Linked DNA regions of Mus musculus: region 2 is linked to region 1. The links are chromatin loops, found by intact Hi-C in ENCODE. Cell type or tissue: heart. All regions are shown on one strand. Each heading gives the region's core, and the rest is flanking DNA. Links, peaks and the distances in the headings are about the cores only.

Region 1 (2,804 bases), core at 54-2,553:
ATTGGGTCCTAGCCTGGGTCCCCATTCCAGCCTGCAGTTGGGTCTTCTGTGCATCCTCCTGGGGGAGCAAGGCTGACAGGTCCTCGTATAGGGACAGGGCAATGCATAGACAGACCGGTTCCTGCAAAGGCCCGATGGTGGAAGACGCCTGTCTAGGATGCAGAGGCTTTCAGAAAGAAGCCATGAAAAAGGCGTTTAGCGTGCCAAGGGGAGGGTCTGGGCTTCATCCCCAGATCTCGGGGACCCGGTGCAGGTGTCCTAGAGGGACTTAAGGCTTTGTGGTCCAGGGTATCCGGTGTGACTCACTGTCCGGCCTCTTGTGGCCTGCATGTTATAGGTAGGGAAACTGAGGGTCGGAGAGGCCTCTCCTAAGAAAGCCACCCGTCTGCCCGCCCCCGTGCCGAGCACGTCTGCACACCATGGGGGGAGGGTATCGCGGAACCCCCAATGCAAAAGGAGGGGCCTACGATGCACGCATAGTCTGTGTGCTCACACAGACGGGCCCCTAGACCCTCGTGCACCCCGAAGACCCCTGGACGACGGAAGTGGCCGGATCCGGGGTCGTGTCCCGCTCTCCGCCCCGTTGCGGGCGGGGACCTCCCGGCCTTAGAGACCCTGTCTCTACCCCGCAGGCTGCACAGCCCCACGCTCAGCTCGGAGCCCGGTTTTGTGCGGCTCCTTCTCTCCTCGGGTCCTCCCCACCACCATCGACTCACCCACTCCGGCCGCCGTCGCCACCACCACGACCGCCGCCGCCGTCGCCGCAGCCGCGGGATCCCTGCGTCAGCCACCGTCGCCGCGGTTCCAAGCCTTCGGGCCCGCCCCCAGGCGGAAATAGCCGAGCGCACTCGGGTCGGGAGGGCGGGCCTTTCCCCCCACACGAGGCGGAGCCCGAAGACCGAGGCACGCGGGCAAGCCTCCGGAAGCTGCCGAGTGTGCTCCCGCGGGAATGGGAGGCTGGGCTTTGCCACGAGACAGCCGAGGCTGGTCGGAGACAGCCGAGCACGGCCGTCGGAGGCTCACGAAAACACTAGAAAGCGGAAGGGTCGGGAACGCATTCGGTCCGAAGCTGGGCTCGGTGGACTTGGGACTCTGAGATACCCGAGCCATTCCGGAAGCAGCAGAACGTGCCATAACAGGGGTTTGTTTGTGTTTTTTACGAAGTCGTGAACCTGCCAGACCGCGGAATGTGTCTGGGAGGAACCGAACGACCTCAACTCCAGGCCTTGGGAGTTGACTCGGAGGCCGCCGATAGCTTCCGGAAATTGCCGAAGGTCCACTGGACGAGCTCGGCAGCTGTACCCTCAATGGAGAGCCGCTGGTGGAAGGAATGGAAGGCGAAGGCACTGCCATGACAACCCTAGGCGTCCGGAAACAGCCGAAGTGTCTCCGGCCCAACACGCGCGAGAATGCGGCTTATCAGCGTCCGGAAGCGAGATTGTTTCCGGAAATACGGACAGACTCTGGCGAGACGGAGAGAACCAGAAGTTGCCGAGCTTGTTCGGCTGATTTCCGAGGGATTCATTTATCTATTTTAGCTCACCGCAAAGACTAGGGTAGAAAATTGGGACGGAGGGGTTGCAGCGAGAGTTCGGCAGTTAAGCATGCTCACTGCTCTTGCACAGGATCCAGGTTCAGTAAATTACAGCCGCGTATAACCCGACTGGAATTAAAAGCAAGAGCTATGACGCCCAGCGTTTTGGATTTTTCCTTTTTAAGATTTTGTGTTTTTCTTCATGTTCAACTGTGCGCCTTGTGAGTACCTGGTGTCTGTGGAAGTTAGAAGAGACATCGGATGCTCTAGAACTTGAGTTACGGCTGTGAGCTGCCATGTAGGTGCTGGGAATACAACCTGGGTCCTCTAGAAGAGCAGCCAGTGCTTTTAATCATTGATTCCTTTGGCTTTATTATTTGAAACAGGGTCTTGTTATTAGCCCAGGCTGTATCTGAACTCATGATCCTTCTGCTTCGTGCCTCCCCACGCCCCCACCTCCAAGTGTTAGGATTACATGTGTATACAGCCATGCCTGGAAACACTTCATTTTAGAGATGAGATTTTGCCCTATTGCCCTAGCCAGGATCCCAGCCTGCTAGGTAGCTGGGATGCAGGCTGGCTTGGATTAAGTGTTTAACCAAACCCCTATACAGCCAACAAAACTCACTTAGATGATATCGAGCCATCAGTTTTTCCCTACCCCCAGCCACTCACAAATGCACACACCAGTATCAGATGTCTTCATGGGACTTTATTTGATGCCAGCTCCAAGATGGGTAGAGGGCTACTCATGCACAGCCTTGGTCTCCCTTCCAGCAGAAGGTACTGGCTGCGAGTCAGGGAGGTGCAGAGGGTTTGAGTGCCTGCGAATTCCCCTCGTGGAGTGTGTAGAGCTGCACCACTGGCAACCTACTACATGGCTGCTAGATCACACAGCATGGGAGTCTGGGCTCCCCCATGGCCATGCTCACAGTAGGGCTAGGAGAGCCTGTCCTGGGCTGCCACTCTTACTGGACCATTGTGGGACATGCCTCTGGCCTTAGGAACCTCAGCTTCTTGGATCACACAAAGCTGGGGGGAATTCAGGTGTGCTCAGTGCACATGAAGTGTGCAAGTCACTGGGGTTAGTCCTGTAAAGAGGCACAGAATGGGAAAGACACTCCTCTAGAATTACACAGCATAGCTGGGGTCCACACTCGGTCCTCTGGCACTCACCATGCTGGGCCTCGTGCACATGGGCATAGACTTTGTGGTGCAGGGGTTGGTGGTCAGGCATGGTCCTCACTTGGGACAAGTGCTTTGTCCCACC
Region 2 (2,804 bases), core at 254-2,753, 250 kb before region 1:
AGAAGAAAAGTAACTTGTGATTAAAGGGCATAGTCAACAACTAGGTTAACAGCTAGCATCTCTCATGCAGAATTTTAATTCCAGAGATTTTGTTCTAGATCAGGTATCAGTCCTGGTCTGGGACTGAACTGGAAGCATGCAGAAGCCCTGGGTCCTTCAGGGCTTAAGGTCAGTTTGGGCTGTACATACTGAGTTTTGGGCCACCCTAAGATGCATGAAACCCTATTTTAAAACAGAAGCCTGGTGTGACAGCTCATGTTTGCCATCCTGGCACTCAGGTGACTAGAAGACTGTTGTAAGTTTAAAGTTAATTTGCGCTACATAATGAGTGGGAGACGAGATTGAGACACATAAGACTGTCTAAATAAATACGTGCTGGAGAGATGACTCAACGGTCAAGAGCACTGACTGCTCTTCCAGAGGTCCTGAGTTCAACTCCCAGCAATCACATGGTGGCTCACAACCATCTGTAATGGGAATCCAGTGCCCACTTCTGCTTTGTCTGAAGACAGCGACAGTTTATGTATGCACATACGTGAAATAAACAAATAAGAGTCAGGTGTGGTGAATGCCCTGCCCGTGCACAGTGCTAGAGAAGACAGTAAGAGCAGAAGTTTCAGGTCACTTTTGCTTTGTGAGTTACAGACTAGCCTGGAACAAATGAGACCCTAATCCAAAACAAGACTCAACACAAGCAGATGAGGTAACTCACGCTTGTCATCCCAGTACTTTAGAGACTGAGGAAGATGCATTTCAAGGAGACAGAGGCCCCAGTCTGGGCTGCTATCTCAAAATTTTAATGACTCTCTTTATAGTTGGGTGGCCGAGGCAGGATGATTACCAGGAACTGGAGGCTAATTTGAGCTATCATCTAAAGAAACACTAACTCTCCCCCAGGAATGTCAGGCTGACTGGAATGGCTCTGAGCCTCAAGGTCACAGTAGGAGCACAAGGAGCCGTCCGGCCCGAGTCCTCTAAACGGACTTCAACTCTTCCGGCCAAACTCTGAAGGAGAAACAACAACAACAAAAGAACCAAACCAGATAAGGCGTGACTCAAACAAACACGGGGTCCCCGCCCCTTTGAGCGGGGAAACTGAGGTACACGCGCACCCCAAGCCGCTCAGGGCTCCAGGTCACACAACTAGGGTTTCCATCTAGATTGGCCCGCGCTATCGCTGCGAATCCGGGAAAACTGAGGCTGTGTCCCCGAGCTAGGATGGGCCCTCCCTCCCCTCCGTGGCCTCCTGACGCCCCGAGTTCCCGCCCTGCCCGGCCCCGGCGGCTCCAGCCTCGGCACCTGCACATCTGGCGGCCTGGCTCGCGCTTCCGGGAGGGCGCCCTAGCGCTTACGTCATCATAGAGCGTCCACGAGCGCCCCCTGTCCTGGCGCCTAGGAGCCTGCGCGTACTCACCGCGAGGAGGCGGGAGGACCAAATTGTAGAAGCCCTAACGTGAACGCCAAAAGGATGAGCAATCGCAGCACTAGATACGCGCACGCGCTGTGTCCCAAACATGGCTTTTAAGCAATCCGGAAGTGGGCAATTAAATGTATTATTTATCAATCCAGTGTTACACAAGGAAACCCTATCTCGAAAAGTAAACAAAAAGACAAGGTCATATGTACTCAGGCTGGATTCCAGCTCGCCATGGAGCCTAGGTTACCCTTAAAATCCTGGTCATCCTGAAATGGCGTGTACGCCATTGTATGCCACCATGTGTGACTTTCAGATTTTTGAGGTATCGCTGTAGCCCAGGCTGGCCTGGTACTCGGTATTGTGAGAAATAATCCCCTCTCTCTAATAAAGAGTCTGGTGAAAGAGATGCAGGGATTTGACTTGTTTTGTTTGGGTTTTTCTAGACCGTTTCTCTGTGTAACAGAGCTCTGCCTGTTCTGGACTTGCTTATTTAGACCAAGCCAGACTCGAACTCATAGAGATCTACCGGCCTCCTGAGTGGTCGGATTGAAGGCCTGTGCCACCAGGACCGGCCAGTTTTGGTTTTATGAAACAAGATTTCTCTTTTTATCTCTGGTTTTTCTGGGACTTTTTCTGTACGTCCAAATAAGAGAAACCGTTTTTAATATGCCTTCTGCAAAAAAAGGATTTCAGCATAGAAAAAAAGGCAGAGGCTGGCATGCTGATTTCTTGCAAACAAGGCAGTATTTGATTTCTTTTTTTCTTCTCCTACTCCTTTCTTTGTGTAGTCCCGGCTGTCCAGGAATGCCCTTTAGTGTTTTGAACAGGTTGCTCTTTAACTCAGAGATCTGTCTTTCTCTGCCTCCTCTGTGCTGGGATCAAAGGTATGTACTACTATGGCCAGCTAACGTAGTAGTTTTTTTTTTTTTTTTTAAGATTTATTTATTATATGTAAGTACACTGTAGCTGTCTTCAGACACTCCAGAAGAGGGAGTCAGATCTCATTACGGATGGTTGTGAGCCACCATGTGGTTGCTGGGATTTGAACTCCGGACCTTCGGAAGAGCAGTCGGGTGCTCTTACCCACTGAGCCATCTCACCAGCCCCCCGTAGTAGTTTTTAAAGTCCTGATCATAAGTAACCTCAGGCTTTTTCCCATAACTGGATACTCAGAGAGTTACAATCTTTGTATACCTTACCATAGTCTTTAAATTCCCCATTCTATTCCAGGGATTTAAAATCTTATCAAATGAGTCGTCTAGGCTTGAGCCTGACTATTCCTTCTCTGATTGTGGCATGGGTCACATAGTACAGTGCCTGTAACTTTACAACTATCCTGGGTGCTAAGAGAAGCAGACAGCAGTGACAACTCAGGACAGGAAGAGTC

What was found. Peaks named below come from ENCODE experiments on the same cell type or tissue, not always from the same donor. Only the 100,000 strongest peaks of a DNase experiment are listed, where the experiment ranks them.
Region 2: a loop joins it to region 1, with 2.2 times the contacts of the local background. A loop is called at or near these places in 2 of 42 quality-filtered maps.

The regions. Positions count from the first base shown.
Region 1 is chr8:70,775,891-70,778,694 of GRCm38, forward strand. It overlaps Pik3r2 (phosphoinositide-3-kinase regulatory subunit 2), which reads right to left and starts at 822. Exons shown (of 16, transcript NM_008841.3): 1 at 717-822. Mast3 (microtubule associated serine/threonine kinase 3) reads right to left here. Exons shown (of 26, transcript NM_199308.2): 26 at 2,227-2,804. It overlaps 2010320M18Rik (RIKEN cDNA 2010320M18 gene), which reads left to right and starts at 972. Exons shown (of 1, transcript NR_029440.1): 1 at 972-1,716. In heart, for the core only: a CTCF peak has its summit at 1,320; DNase peaks (open chromatin) are centred at 881 and 1,311; H3K4me3 peaks cover 2,465 bases; H3K27ac peaks cover 2,043 bases.
Region 2 is chr8:70,521,764-70,524,567 of GRCm38, forward strand. It overlaps Kxd1 (KxDL motif containing 1), which reads right to left and starts at 1,417. Exons shown (of 5, transcript NM_029366.2): 1 at 1,300-1,417. In heart, for the core only: a CTCF peak has its summit at 1,403; a DNase peak (open chromatin) is centred at 1,348; H3K4me3 peaks cover 1,793 bases; H3K27ac peaks cover 1,866 bases.